Regions from separate parts of the Homo sapiens genome. Here region 2 is linked to region 1. A link is a contact called in ENCODE POLR2A ChIA-PET data. All regions are on one chromosome and are shown on one strand. Each heading gives the region's core, a stretch centred on a gene start or an enhancer-like site at or near the end of the contact. The rest is flanking DNA. Distances are from core to core; before and after follow the strand shown.

Evidence for each region. ChIA-PET counts read pairs that join two places held with the same protein, here RNA polymerase II (POLR2A).
Region 2: POLR2A ChIA-PET joins it to region 1 with 10 read pairs in BJ. The contact joins the enhancer-like site here to the promoter of ZNF541 in region 1. POLR2A ChIA-PET finds 5 or more read pairs at or near these places in 5 of 52 experiments (BJ, CD4-positive, alpha-beta T cell, RWPE1 and 2 more).

Annotation. Positions count from the first base shown.
Region 1 is chr19:47,569,369-47,577,007 of GRCh38, forward strand. It overlaps ZNF541 (zinc finger protein 541), which reads right to left and starts at 3,780. Exons shown (of 17, transcript NM_001277075.3): 1 at 3,715-3,780; 2 at 2,528-2,674.
Region 2 is chr19:47,633,986-47,641,563 of GRCh38, forward strand. The region is part of intron 1 of BICRA (BRD4 interacting chromatin remodeling complex associated protein); the gene reads left to right. Among named protein-coding and RNA genes, the nearest start is that of BICRA, 29 kb to the left of the region's middle. Within about 2 kb of position 4,251, at least 3 of the 41 ENCODE cell types and tissues checked have a DNase peak (open chromatin) inside an H3K27ac peak, as active enhancers do.

The sequences.
Region 1 (7,639 bases), core at 2,530-5,029:
GTATTATTAACCCTATTTCACCAATGAGGTAAATAGTCCAGAGAAGTTGAGTAACTTGCCCAAAACCAAGCTAGGATTCAACCCTGGGTAGTCTAATTTCGAAACCCTTACGCTTGCCCGCTCCACTATGCTTTTATCACACACTTGAGACTGGGACTCCTGCTTCACACTCGTGCCTACATTCTTAAGTAGAACAATCAAGAAAGACTTCCAGCTGGGCAAGGTCATTCTCGCCTGTAATCCCAGCACTTTCTGAGGCCTAGGTAGGAAGATTGCTTGAGTCCAGGAGTTCAAGACCAGCCCGGGCAACAAAGTGAGATCCCCGCCGCCCCCCACCCATCTCTACAAAAAAAATCAAAAATTAGCCAGGTGTGGTGGTGCACACCTGTGGTCCCAGCTACTCGGGAGACTGAAGCAGAAGGATTGCTTGATGTTGGGAGGTCGAGGCTCCAGTGAGCCAGGATCACACCACGGCACTCCAGCCTGGGCAAACAGCGAAACCCTGTCTCAAGAAAAGAAAGGAGAAAAGAAAAGAGCAAAACAAAGCACAAAGACTCCCTCCTATAGTCTTATAGTTATGTAACCAATAACTAATTTTAACCAGAAGGTAAAGTCATTTTCTCTGGCCGGGCACGGTGGCTCACGACTCTAATTCCAGCACTTTGGGAGGCTGAGGCGGGCAGATCACAAGGTCAGGAGATCGAGACCATCCTGGCTAACACGGTGAAATCCTGTCTGTACTAAAAATACAAAAAATTAGCCAGGAGTGGTAGCGGGTGCCTGTTGTCCCAGCTACTCGGGAGGCTGAGGCAGGAGAATGGTGTGAACCCAGGAGGTAGAGCTTGCAGCAAGCCGAGATCACTCCACTGCACTCCAGCCTGGGCGACAGAGCGAGACTCCATCTCCAAAAAAAAAAAAGTCCATTTTGGCTGGGCGTGGTGGTTCATGCCTGTAATCCCAGCACTTTGGGAGGCTGACGCAGGCAGATCACTGGAGGCCAGGAGTTTGAGACCGCCTTGCCAACATGGTGAAAACCCGTCTCTACTAAAAATACAAAAATTAGCCGGGCATGGTGGTGGGCACCTGTAATCCCAGGTACTCAGGAGGCTGAGGCATGAGAATCACTTGAACCTGGGAGGTAGAGTTTGCAGTGAGCTGAGATAGTGCCAATGCACTCCAGTCTGGGCGACAGAGCAAGACTCTGTCCTAAAAAAAAAAAAAAAAAAAAAAAAGCGCATTTTGTTTTTTTGTTTATATATAATGGGTTTATTACTGCCCTTTTAAAATCAATTAATAAACATTTTGAAAGTTGATTAGTTTAAACTTCTAATACAGCAAATGCCAGTAGATAAAGTTTACATAAACAAAAATTCTCTACAGCCTTCAATAATTTTTAAGTGCAAAGGGGTCTTAAGAGCAAAAGTTTTAAATTAGCTGGGCGTGGTGGTGCACGCCTGCAGTCCCAGCTACTTGGGAGGCTGAGGCAGGAGAATTGCTTGAACCCAGGAGGCAGAGGTTGCAGTGAGCCGAGATCGCACCACTGCACTCCAGCCTGGGAAACAGAGAGAGACTCCATCTCAAAAAGAAAAAAAAAAAAAAAGTTTGAGAACTACTATTCCAATAAGAAAAAGTCCTGCATGTCCACATACACATGTGCCCAAGCAGACACGCATCTAAAAGAAAGAAACCCGAAACTGAAAATTCCAAAGTGGTGGCCGGCAGGCATATTTTATAAGTTCCCTATGCTGTCTTTTTTTTTTTTGAGACGGAGTCTCGCTCTGTTGCCCAGGTTGGAGTGCAGTGGTGCAATCTCGGCTCACCACAACCTCCGCCTCCCAGGTTCAAGCGATTCTCATGCTTCAGCCTTCCCAGTAGCTGGGACTACAGGCGCCTGCCACCACATCCAACTAATTTTTTGTATTTTTAGTAGAGACAGGGTTTTACTATATTGGCCAGGCTGGTCTCAAACTCCTCAGCCGCCTCGGCCTCCCAAAGTGCTGGGATTACAGGCATGAGCCACTGCGCCCAGCCTACGCTGTCTTATTTAATTCTTAAATTATCAAATGTGTTGCTAGCATTTAAAAATCAGAAGGTTTCACCTAAGGATAGTTTTCTGGCCTCTTCTCAAAGAAATCGAAAGTTCTGGCAACACTGGCCTGGCATTTCCACTGCCTGGCATCACTTAGATGGGACATACAATCTTTGCTTCACGACAATCCTTACTTCTTCCCTTTACCTGTGCCTTACCTGTAAGTATCTGAGTTGCCACCCTGAGCTAGGGAAGGAAAAACGTTTTTTGCAATAAACATCAATAAAGAAACACACATCAATCTATGTCTGCACTCCTCCTAACAGGTCAACATGCACAATAAATAGCCCTTTTCCCTGTTTGACTTCTCCAAAGCAGTAACTTGTATGATTACCATTAGTACGGACTTTGGTATTGCTTAGAAACCCTCTTGAGAAAGAACGAGATCTATCCAACAAAGCAGGTGTCTTTGGCTCAGTGCAAAGGAAGGAAACTCACCAGAAGAGCAAGTTAGTGAATCTCCAGGGAACAGGAGGACCCAGTTTAGGCCCCACAGGGAGGGGGTTCAGGTGACAAGCAGACCACTGGATATGTCCTCCTGGAACACTGAGTGGTAAATGCAGGATACTCCCAATTTCTTTTGCCCTGAAAGCAGGTGGTGGGAAGGAAGAAGCAGTCAGGACTTGGGTCCCAAAGAAACAAGAACAGAGATGTGAAAATGGAGAAGAGCAACAATTTTTGGAAGAAGGCAGAAAGCAGTATCAACAGCGGAGATTTGAGTGAGGAGGAAAGGTTTTTTTGGTAAGAAGAAATAATTGTTCCTTCTTTCCTTATTTTTCCCCCGTGGGAAGAGACCTAGAGAATTTTACCGGGAGAAACTTAATTAGGGCAGAATTGGTGATAAAATAAGGATATTTGCTGGAAAGTTGGGGGTAGGTGAGGAGGACTGGAAACATAAATATTAGACGAGAGAGAAACTGGAAGGAATTAGTTGGTTTGTTCTAAGCGAAGATATTCCAAAAAGGGGCACTCTAGGTGTGAAGAAAAAAATTTTGCTGGAAAGTGATCCTGAACGGATGAAAAAAAACTGGGTTAATTTTTTTTCTTTTTTTGCGCTAAGGGAAGTTACTTAAAGGAGGGGGAGGGGCATGTCAAGGAAAGGAGGAGAGATTTGGAGTTTTGCTGGAAGATCCTAAAAAGGGATAAATCTGGGTGCCCCAAAGTGGGACTATGGAGGAGGAAGGGGGATTCTGAGCAGAAGGGGCCTGGAAGAGGCTAGCGAATGCAAGGCCCAGATGCAGAAGGTGGGGAGGTCGGGTAGGGCCCGCGGCGCGAGCTGGGGGGCTGCGAGGGGGCAGTTGAGGCCCGGGGGGACGGAGTGGGAAAGAAAAGGGGGTGCAGCGGGCCAGGGGATCCTGAGGAGGGTCTTCTCCAAGGGGGAAGGGCCTGTGGGGTGCAGCGGGGCCCGGAGCTGTTGGGTTGCAGAAGATGCGTGCGTGACGCAGGGTGAGGGGCGCCCGCCGCGCCTGCTGCGCCCCTCGAAAGGCAGATGGGGCCCCCTAAAAAAAGAAATCAAGAAACGAATGAGATTGTAAAAAGGGGGAGGGGTTGAAAAAAGAGGAAATAATAGTAATGGGGGATAAGGAGGAAAGGGAGGGGCAGGGGCAGCAGCAACCGGGTTTTACCCGCCCCCGGGGGCTCGCGCGCCGGGCCTCGCGCCTGGCGCCTCGCGGGGCTCCCAGCGGCCTCCCGCCTTCCCCGCGCCGCCCGGGGCGCACGCGCAGCCCGGCCCACCCCCGGATCTCCTCGCTCACGCGCGGCGCAGGCGCGCGTACGTGACCGCGGGCCGCCTCACGCCTCCCAGAGCGGCCTCGCGCGTGCCTCCTGGCCGCGCGCTCTCGGCTGCTTCTCCGAGGGGCGGGGCTTGCCGCGGGCGGGAAAGGAGGCGGTTGGTCGCCATTTTGGGAGGGGGCGGTTGAGGGCGGAGAGTGAGAAGAGTGAGCCGGGGAGGAGCGGCGGGGGGAGGGGCCAGTCCCCCAAGACCCGCATCCCGAGGCCGAGAGTCCCGGGAGCCTCCACTCCAGCCATTGTTCCTGGTGGGCGGTGTTAGAACGCGGTGGCGGCCGCTGGATGGCTGCCCCCAGTCCCCGGAGGGGCCTCTGAGCAGCGTCCTGGTGCTGGGAGGCCGTATCGTCTGTTTCCGAGGACCCTGTCGCGAGCGCGGGAGTCTCTCAGGGTCTCTTCTGCGTCATTGGGTGGGGGAGATGTGGGGCGAGCTGCTCCTCCCTTTTTTTAAAATTTTTTTCAGAGACAGGGTCTCTCCCTGTTCCCCAGGCTGCGATCACGGCTGCCGCACCCTCCCCTTCCTGGGCTCAGGCGATCCTCCTGCCTCAGTCTCTTGAGTAGCAGCGACCACAGGCGGGCGCCGCCACACCTTGCTAATTTTTACATTTTTTTTAGAGATAAGGTCTCGCCATGTTGCCCAGGCTAGCCTGGTTCCCCTGGGCTCAAGCGATCCTCCTGCCTCAGTCTCCCAAAGCATTGGGATTATAGGTGAGAGCCACCGCGCCCAGCCTATTCCTCCCTTCTTTGGGGAAAGGCTGAGCCATCTGGGGCCCCTGCTCCGTGCTGAGCTGTGTTGGGAAGGGCGGTAGGCCCTGGTGCCGACTGGCCAAGGACCATCTTTTTTTTCTTTTTTTTTTTTTTTGAGACAGGGTCTTGTTCTGCCGCCCAGGCTGGAGTTCAGTGGTGCGATCTCGGCTCACTGCAATCTCCGCCTCCCGGGTTAAAGCGATTCTCCTGTCTCAGCCTCCCGAGTAGCTGGGATTACAGGCACGTGCCACCACGCCCGGCTAATTTGTTGTATTTTCAGTAGAGACGGGGTTTCACCATGTTGGCCAGGCTGGTCTTAAATTCCTGACCTCGGGTGATCAGGTGATCCGCCTGCTTCTGCCTCCCAAAGTGCTGGGATTACAGACCTGAGCCACCGTGCCCGACCTGGCCAAGGGGTTTGAACTGTCCTGCAACTGAGGCAGATAATTCATTCCTTAGAAACGGAGTGCTGAAGATCTGTGGAGAATGAGAGCAGATTAGTGGTTGCCCGGGGTGGAAAGGGGCATCGCGGATCTTATCTGGGTAATGGAAATATTCTAAAACTGAGCTATGGGCCAGGCGTGGTGGCTCACGCCTGTAATCCCAGCTCTTTGGGAGGCCAAGGTAGGAGGATCCCTTGAGCCTAGGAGTTTGAGACCAACCTGGGCAACCTAGTGAAACCCTGTCTCTAAAAAAAAAAAAAAAAAAAAATTAACTGGAGATGGTGGCATGCGCCTGTAGTCCCAGCTACTTGGGAGGCTGAGGCAGGAGGATCGCTTGAGCCTGGGAGTCCAAGGCTGCAGTGAGCTATATGATCAGGCCATTGCACCCCAGACTGGGGGATAGAGCGAGACTCTGATGGGGGAAAAAAAGGGTTATGGTGATGGTTGCACAACTCAGTAAATTTCTAAAAATCAGTAAGTATACACTTAAGTGAGTGACTTTTATGTAAATTATACCTCAAAGTTTTTTTTTTTTTTAATTGATTATTGGGGGAGGAAACAGAGGAAAGAAGAGGGCCTGTCATCTTGCTTTAGGATCCCTTCATTTAGCAAGTTTTTATTGGGTCTCTGTTCTAGGTGCTCAGATATAGTGTCTGGGTCAAACAGACATTCCTCTCCTCCTGGAACTTATGTTTTAGAGCAGTGCTGTTCAGTAGTAATAAAATGCAAACTTCAAGCACCAGCCACTTATGTAATTTTACATTTTCTAGTAGCCATGTTTAAAAGGAACAAAATGTAAAGAAGGCAGGTGTGGCGGCTGGCACTTGTAGCCCAGCTACTTGTGAGGCTGAGACAGGAGGATCACTTGAACCCAAGAGTTGGAGACTGCAGTGAGCTATGGCCCTGTCTGTGTAGAGCCACTGCACCAGCCTGGGCAACATAGTGGGACCCATTCTCTTAAAAAAAAAAAAAAATGGCTTGGGACGGGTGTGGTGGTTCACACCTGTAATCTCAACACTTTGAGAGGCTGAGGCAGGAGGATTGCTTGAGTTCAGGAGGTCAAGACCAGCCTGGGCAACACACCCAAACCTAAAAATCAAATAAATAAAAGTAAATAATAAAATAAAAGAGAAAGAAACACAAGTGAAATTAATTTGGTAATATTTAATCCCAAATATTTCAACACATTATCAGTATAAAAACTAAGAGATAATTTACACTTTTGGGGCTGTCTTTAAAACCCCACATATACAGTATTTTACATTCACGGGACATCTCAATTCAGACCAGCCACATTTCCAGGGCTCCATGGAACCTTGTAGCGAGTGGCTCTGGTACTGACAGCATACCTCTACAGGGGGACAAGCAAATGCATTTACTTTTTTTGTTGTATTTTTTTGATACAGGGTCTCACTATGTCACCTAGGCTGAAGTGCATTGTTGTAATCATGCCTCGCTGCATCCTTGACTTCCTGGGCCCAAGCTATTATACCACCTCAGCCTCCTGAGTAGCTGGTACTACAGGCCTGCACCACCACACCCAGCTAATTTTTTGTATTTTTAGTAGAGACAGGGTTTTGCCATGTTGGCCAGGCTGGTTTTGAACTCCTAGGCTCAAGCAGTCTTCCTGCCTTGGCCTCCCAACATGCTGGGATTACAGGAGTGAGCCACCGTGCCTGGCTGCAAATACATTTATAATGCAGTATGTTATACCTTGAAGAAAAACAAAGGAAAGAGGATGGGGTCAGAGGGTATTGTTTTATACAGGTCAGTAAAGGCTTCTCTGGTGAGATTGCATTGAGCAGAGATCTGAAGGAAGTAAGGAAGGGTCCTATGAAAATATCTGGGGGAAGAAGAGAGGGAACAGCACGTGCACAGGCACTGAGGCAGGAAGATGTGGAACCCTTTTGAAAGACAGCAGAGAGGCCAGGCATGGTGGCTTATGCTTGTAATCCCAGCAATTTGGGGGGCCCAGGTAGGCTGATCACTTGAGCCCAGGAGTTCGAGACCAGCCTGGCCAACATGTTGAAACCCCATCTCTACTAAAAATACAAAAAATTATCTGGGCATGGTGGTGCACACCTGTAGTCCCAGCTACTCGGGAGGCTGAGGCATGAGAATCTCTTGAACCTGGGAGGCAGCGGTTGCAGTGAGCCGAGATCACGCCATTGTGCTCCATCCTTGGTAACAGAGTGAGACTCTGTCTCAAAAAAAAAAAAAAAATCAGAAGAAGAGAGACCAGTGTGGCCAGAACCACGTGAGTGAAGAAACTAGGGGCAGATGGCATAGGGACTTACAGGTCATGCTAAGGCAGGAATTAAACTCCTGGAAACAATTTCAGAGGGTTCTTCCTTTATTTAGCACACTTTTTGTTTTGTGGGGTTTTTTGTTTGTTTCTTTTATTTTCTTTCTTTTTTTCTTTTTTCTTTTTCTTCTTTTTTTTCTTTTGAGACAGAGTCGCGCTCTGTAACCCAGGCTGGAGTGCAGTGGCACCATCTCGGCTCAATGCAACCTCTGTCTCCTGGGTTCAAGTGATTCTCCTGCCTCAGCCTTCTAAGTACCTGGGATTACAGGC
Region 2 (7,578 bases), core at 3,001-5,500, 65 kb after region 1:
ACTCCAGAGGTTTCCACTAAAAGATCGTGGAGCCATGTGAATGTAAATTCCGTTTCCCCCTCTTCATACATCCCAGGCTGCATACTGCACACACCGTTTGGCATCTCCCAGCCTTGTGTTTTATTGTATTTACCACTCAGCTCTCCAGTCCTTGCCAGACGAGTGAGAATGAGCAGTGGCGTCAGGCCTTGACGGGCTCTGCAGGGTGGGCGGGAGGAGTGGGCAGTGCGGCTTCTGGAACCCATTCTCTGAAGGCTCAGAGCCTGGAGCCCAGAGCGAGGCCATGGCTGGGATGAGGGAGGAAGGGGGAAAGACATCATGGACTAACTCGGGCCTGCCCTCGACATGGGATCTGCCTTGTGGGACCAGGAGGAGGCCATGTTGGCTGTGCCCACTTTGGTGGGAACCAGGAAGGAGGCCGAGCCTTGAAAGTGGCCAGGTAGAGGAAGGAATTCAGAAAGAGTGCGCCAGAAGGGGTTTCACTCACTTTCTCTCCCCCTTGATCACTGGCACGCTGTCTGCAGCCTGTACCACTTTGCGAAACTCACTAGGTTGTCGAGAGACACCTCAGACTTAATGTGTTCAATACCATGCTCCTGATACGGTTCTCCTCCCCAGGAAGAAACCCATAAAAACCAAAACAAACAAAGCCTGCTTCTCTCCATCTCAGTAAACGGCACCATCTCAGTAAATGGCAGCTCCGAGCTCCCACCCACCTGGGCCAGATACTTTGGTGCCATCCTCAACTCTCTTCTCTCTCTTAAAATTAAATTTTTTTTTTTTTTTTTTTTTTTGGAGACAGAGTCTCGCTCTGTCACCCAGGCTGGAGTGCAGTGGCGCGATCTCGGCTCACTGCAAGCTCTGCTTCCCGGGTTTACGCCATTCTCCTCCCTCAGCCTCCTGAGTAGCTGGGACTGCAGGCACCCGCCACCATGCCTGGTTAATTTTTTGTATTTTTAGTAGAGATGGGGTTTCACTGTGTTAGCCAAGATGGTCTCGATCTCCTGACCTCGTTATCCGCCCGCCTTGGCCTCCCAAAGTGCTGGGATTACAGGCGTGAGCCACCGCTCCTGGCCACATACGTAAAGCTTTTAGAATAATGCCTGATACATCAAAAGCAACATAAATGTTAGCTGCTGTTATTATAATTTTATTGTGGTACAATATACATAACATAAAATTGAACCATTTTTAAGTATACAGTTTGGTGGCACTAAGTACCTTCATAATGTTGTACAATCATCACTACTGTCCATTTCTAGGATTTTTTTTTTTTTTTTGAGACCGGGTCTGGCTCTGTCGCCCAGGCTGGAGTGCAGTGGCTGGATCTTGGCTCACTGCAACCTCCGCCTCCTGGGCTCAAGTGATCCTCCCACCTCACTCTATCAAGTAGGCGGGACTACAGGAGCGTGCCACCACATGTGGCTAATTTTTTTTTTTTACTTTTTGTAGAGACAGGGTCTCACTATGTTGCCCAGGCTGGTCTTGAACTCCTGGGCTCAAGCTATCCACCTGCCTTGGCCTCCCAAAGTGCTGGGATTGCAGGCATGAGCCACTGCACCTGTTTCTATTTCTAGGATTTTTTTCAAACAGAAGCTCGATACCTGTTGAACAATAACTCTCCATTCTCCCTGGCCCCCAGCCCCTGCAAAACTCTTCTGCTTTCTGTCTCATTGAATTCCCTACTCTAGGCACCTCATCTAAGTGGAATCATGTGATATTTGTCCCTTTGTGTCTGGTTTATTTTATTTAACACAGTAAAGGCTCATACATGCTATAGCACATATCAGAATTCATCCCTTTCTAAGGCTGGGTAATACTCCATTGTGCAGATATACCACAGTTTGTTTACCCACTTTTCTGCTGAAATGGATAAACTTGGATTGTTTCCACCTTTTAACTACAAGTTGAGCATCCCCTAATCTAAAAATCCAAAATGCCCCAAAATCTGAAACTTTTTGATCACCAGCATGAAGCCTTTGCTTTCTGATGGTTCAGTGTACACAAACTTTTTCATGCGCAAAATTATTAAAATTATTTTATAACATTACCTTCAGACTATGTGTATAAAGTGTATATGAAACATAAATGAATTTTATGTTTATACTCAGTTCCCATCCCCAAGACAGCTCATTATGTATATGCAAATATTTCAAAACTCCTACAAAATCTGAAACCTGGAGCACTTCTGGTCCCAATTATTTCAGGTTAAGGGATGCTCAACCTGTATTATTATTTTGAGACAGAGCGTTGCTCTGTTGCCCAGTCTGGAGTGCAGTGGTATAATCATAGCTCACTGCATCCTTGACCTCCTGGGCTCAAGTGATCCTTCCTCCTCAGCCTCCTGAGGATCTGGGACTACAGGCATGTGCCACCATGCCCAGCTAATCTTTAAAATTTTTCTGTAGATTTGGGATCTTGCTTTGTTGCCCAGGTTGGTCTCCAACTCTTGAGCTCAAGTGATCCTCCTGCCTGGGCCTCCCAAGGTGGTACTGGGATTACAGATGTGAGCTACTGCGCCCAGCCTGTATTATTAATATTATTGAGATGGAGTCTCTGTCACCCAGGCTGGAGTTCAGTGGTGTGATCTCAGCTCAGTGCAACCTCTGCCTCTCAGGTTCCAGCGATTCTCCTGCCTCCACCACCTGAGTGGCTAGGATTATAGGCGTGCACCACCACACCCAGCTAATTTTTCTATTTTTAGTAGAGATGGTATTTCACCATGTTGGCCAGGCTGGACTTGAATTCCTGACCTCAGGTGATCCTCCGATCTTGGCCTCCCAAAGTGCTGGGATTACAGGCATGAGCCACTGCACCCAGCCTGTATTACTGTATTTAATATGCAACCTGGCTTCTGAATTTCTCCCTGTAACCTCACTTCCCACTGAGTCCTCTTCGTTCACTCACTTCAGCCACACCAACCTCTTCCTTCAAGGCAGGCATGAGTCTTACCCCAGGGCCTTTGAACTTGTTGTTCTCCTGCTGTGGGGCCCTCCTTCCCCTCCTTAGTCAAGCCTGCTCTTATCACCCTGTTTAAAATTGCAACTCCCTTGCGCGTCTCTCTCACTGCTTATTCTTCATAGCACTTCATTTTTGACATGCCATCTATTTTACATTGATTTTATTTTATTTTATTTTATTTATTTATTTTTGGGAGGGAGTCTCGCTCTGTCACCCAGGCTGGAGTGCAGTGGTGCAATCTCGGCTCACTGAAAGCTTCACCTCCCGGGTTCACGCCATCCTCCTGCCTCAGCCTCCCAAGCAGCTGGGACTACAGGCGCCCGCCACCACACCCGGCTAATTTTTTGTATTTTTAGTAGAGACAGGGTTTCACCATGTTAGCCAGGATGGTCTCAGTCTCTTGACCTTGTGATCCACCCACCTCAGCCTCCCAAAGTGCTGGGAATACAGGCGTGAGCCACTGCGCCCAGCCTGTTTTTATTTTTTGAGACAGAGTCTTGCTCTGTTGCTCAGGCTGGAGTGCATTGGTGCAATCTCAGCTCACTACAACCTCTGCCTGCTGGGTTCAAGTGATTCTCCTGCCTTGTTGAGACACATAATTCACATATCATAAAATCCAGCCATGTAAAGGGTACAATGCAGTGGTTTTTAGTATCTCCACAGAGTTGTGCAACGGTCATCTCTGTCTAGTTTGAGAACATTTTTTCTCACCCTAAAAGGAAACCTCATACCCACTACGAAGCCACTCCCCATCCCCTGCTCCTCCCAGCCCCAGCAGCCTTTATTTCGCTTCCTGTCTCCATGGATTTGCCTGTTGTGGGTAATTCACATAAACATGATCGTACACTAGCCGATCTTTTTGTGTCTGGTGTCTTTCTCTCTGCGTCATGTTTTCCAGGTCCACCGCTGCTGCGGCGATGCCTCATTCCTTTTTATGGCTGAATAATATTCCACTGGATGGATGGACCGGATTTTGTTGATCCATTCATCCGTGGATGGACATTGGGTCCATTCCCCTTTGGCTATTACAGAAGCTGCTTGGTGGCTGTTTCTTTAGCCAGGTGGAAGGTGGCATTTCCAGCCCCTCTCTGCCCGGGGCTGCTCTTCCACTGTGCTCTCTCGGCACCCACGGGTCTCTGCCTCCCTCCTCCCTCTATTCCTCTCTTCCCTCCTCCTCCTGCTCTTTCTTTGTGTATCTCCCCCTCCCCCAGCCTCAGCCAAGAGAGAGTGAGTCTGGAAGTAATTTCCAGGGAGCCCGGGGTAGGCCCTGAGGCAGCTCTGCTCCCCCCTCAGGGAGGCCTCAGCCTGCCCTGAACACTGGCCCCAGGGGAGGGACAGAAGGGACAGCCTGCTGCTTCTTCAGCTCCCGGGAAGGCATAGGGAGAGGGCCAAGCCTGGGAAACAGCTTTTCTCTGGGCTTTAAAAATTGTGTGCATTTATTTGATTTTTTTGGAATAGGGAACACATGCTCAAGTATAAAACTCAGATGGTACCAAGGATTTCTAGTGACAAGTCTCCTCCCTCCCCCAACTCCCAGCCACCTATACCCACGTCCTCTTCCCAGAGGCAACATGGTTAGGATTTTTGGGCCTCCTTTCAAAGAGATGTTCTGTGCATGTGTAAGCATCTCTGTCACTCGCTCTCTCTGTTTCTCTCTCTCTCTCTGTCACACACACACACACACACACACTTTTTAAGGCAGGTTTGTTTTGTTTTGTTTTGTTTTTGAGACGGAGTCTCGCTCTGTTGCCCAGGCTGGAGTGCAGTGGTGCAATCTCGGCTCACTGCAACCCCCACTCCCTGGTTCAAGTGATTCTCCTGCCTCAGCCTCCCAAGTAGCTGGGATTACAGGTGGCCGCCACCATGCCCGGCTAGTATTTGTATTTTCAGTAGAAACGGGGTTTCACCATGTTGGCCAGGCTGGTCTCGAACTCCTGATCTCAAGTGACTTGCTTGCCCTGGCCTCCCAAAGTTCTGGTATTATAGGCTGGAGCCACCATGCCCTGCCAACAGCAGGTTACATTAATACCATTCTGGCCTTTGTTTTTCCTTTTCAAAAATGTTTTAATGTTTTTGAGACAGGGTCTCGCTCTGTTTCCCAGACTGGAGTGCAGTGGTGTGATCACAGCTCACTACAACCTCCACCTCCTGGGCTCAAGTGATCCTCCCATCTCAGCCTCCTGAGTAGCTGGGACTACAGGTGTGCAGCACCATACCTGACTAATTTTTTTTCATATTTTTTGTAGAGATGAGGTTTCATCATGTTGCCCAGGCTGGCCTTGAACTCCTGACCTCAAGCAGTCCACCCCTCTCTGCCTCCCAAAGTGCTGCGATTATAAGTGTGAGCCATGATGCCTTGCACCCCACCCTGCATTTTTTTTTTTTTTTTTTTTTTTTTGAGACAGAGTCTCGCTCTGTCTCCCAGGCTGGAGTCCAGTGGTGCGATCTTGGCTTACTGCAAGCTCCACCTCCCGGGTTGACACCATTCTTCTGCCTCAGCCTCCCGAGTAGCTGGGACTACAGGCGCCCGCTACTACACACCAGGCTAATTTTTTAGTATTTTTAGTAGAGACGGGGTTTCACCGTGTTAGCTAGGATGGTCTCGATCTCCTGACCTCGTGATCGCCCGTCTTGGCCTCCCAAAGTGCTGGGATTACAGGCGTGAGCCACCGCGGCCAGCCAATTTTTTTTTTTTTTTTTTTTTTTTTTAAGAGACAGGGTTTCTCTGTGTCGCCCTGGTTGGAGTACAGTGTGGCACCATCATGACTCATTGCAACCTTGACCTCCTGGGCTCAAGGAATCCTCCTGCCTTCAGTCTCCTAAGTCACTGGGACTACAGGTGTGCACCACCACGCCCACCTAATTTAAAATTTTTTTTGTAGAGATGGGGTCTAGCTATGATGCCCAGGCTGGTCTCAAATTCCTGGTCTCAGGCAACCCTCCCACCTGGGCCTCCCAAAGTGTTGAGATTACAGGCGTGAGCCACCATGCCCAGCCTGCTGTTCTTTCTAACAACATATCAAGAGGCTCTTATTTACCAGGCTCAGCCTCTTTCACAGTGGCATGGTATTCCACTGGAAGGCCCTAACCTCTTGGGCCAGTCCTGCTTTGCCGGACACCTAGGTTAGCTTCACTCTGTCATAAGGCTACATTATTGAGCATCTCTGTGATTCACATCCAAAAATGAGAGTAACATTTATCCCTTTGTTAACTTATTTGACAGTAATTTACTGAGCTCCTATTGTATTGTATACCTGGCAGTTTTGGGAGTGGGGATGTGACATGAACAAGTCAAAGATCCCTGGCTGGGCACAATGGCTCACGCCTGTCATCCCAGCACATTGGGAGGCTGAGGCAGGCAGATCACTTGAGGACAGGAGTTCGAGACCGGCCTGGCCAATGTGGCAAAAATCTCTCTACTAAAAATAGAAAAATCAGCCAGGCATGATGGTGTGTGCCTGTAATCCCAGCTACTCGGGAGGCTGAGGCAGGAGAATCACTTGAACCTGGGAGGCGGAGGTTGCAGTGAGCCGAGATCATGCCACTGCACTCCAGTCTGGGAGACAGAGTGAGACTGTCTCAAAAGAAAAAAAAAAAAAAAAAATCCCTGCCTCTGGGGAGCTGACCTGCCAGTGGAGGATACTCAAAGTTGGGCTCATCAGACTGTACTGAGTGCTGTGGAAGAAAACAGAGGGAATGGGGGCAGAGAGGGCTGGCGGTGTGGGTGGTCATTGTAACCGGCCCTTGCTGAAAAGGTGACATTTGAACAAAGACCTGAAGGAGGCGAGGGAGCAAGCCCCATCAGTGTGAAGCCCTGTCAGGGTTCCTAGCTGCAAGAACAGCAGGTGCAAAGGTCCTGAGGCAGGGATTTGAAAACACTTACCCAGTGGCACAGCCAGTAAGTGGTGGAGCTGGGGTTTGAACTGGGTAGTCTGGAGTCAGAGTCAGATTTTTTTTTTTTTTTTTTTTTTGAGACAGAGTCTCACTCTGTCACCCAGGCTGGAGTGCAGTGACATGATCTTGGCTCACTGCAACATCCGCCTCCCGGGTTCAAGCGATTCTCCTACCTCAGCCTCCTGAGTAAGCTGGGACTACAGGCACCCACCACCACCATGCCTGGCTAATTTTTTTTTTTTTTTTTTTTTTTGTATTTTTAGTACAGACCGGGTTTCACTGTGTTAGCCAGGATGGTCTCGGTCTCCTGACCTTGTGATCTGCCTGCCTCGGCCTCCCAAAGTTCTGGGATTACAGACATCAGCCACCGCACCTGGCCAGTTTTTTTTAGTAAACTTTACTTAGGTATAATTTATGTACAGTGTGACACACCCATTTAAAAAGTATCATTGGATGCAATTTGATAAATGTGTACCATTATTAACCATCATCACGATCAGGATACAGAATGTTTCTGTTACCCCAAAAGGATCAATAATGCCCTTTTGTAATCAATCCTCCCTACCCCCTGGCTCAGGCAATGCAAAAATCTCTGCTTTCTGTAACTATAGATTCAACTTGTGTTTTCTAATCAGCACATTCAGGGAGTGTGTGATGCCTCCAGCTTTTTTCTTAGAATCTCACCTGTGGTCCTAGCTACTTGGGAGGCTGAGACGGGACAGT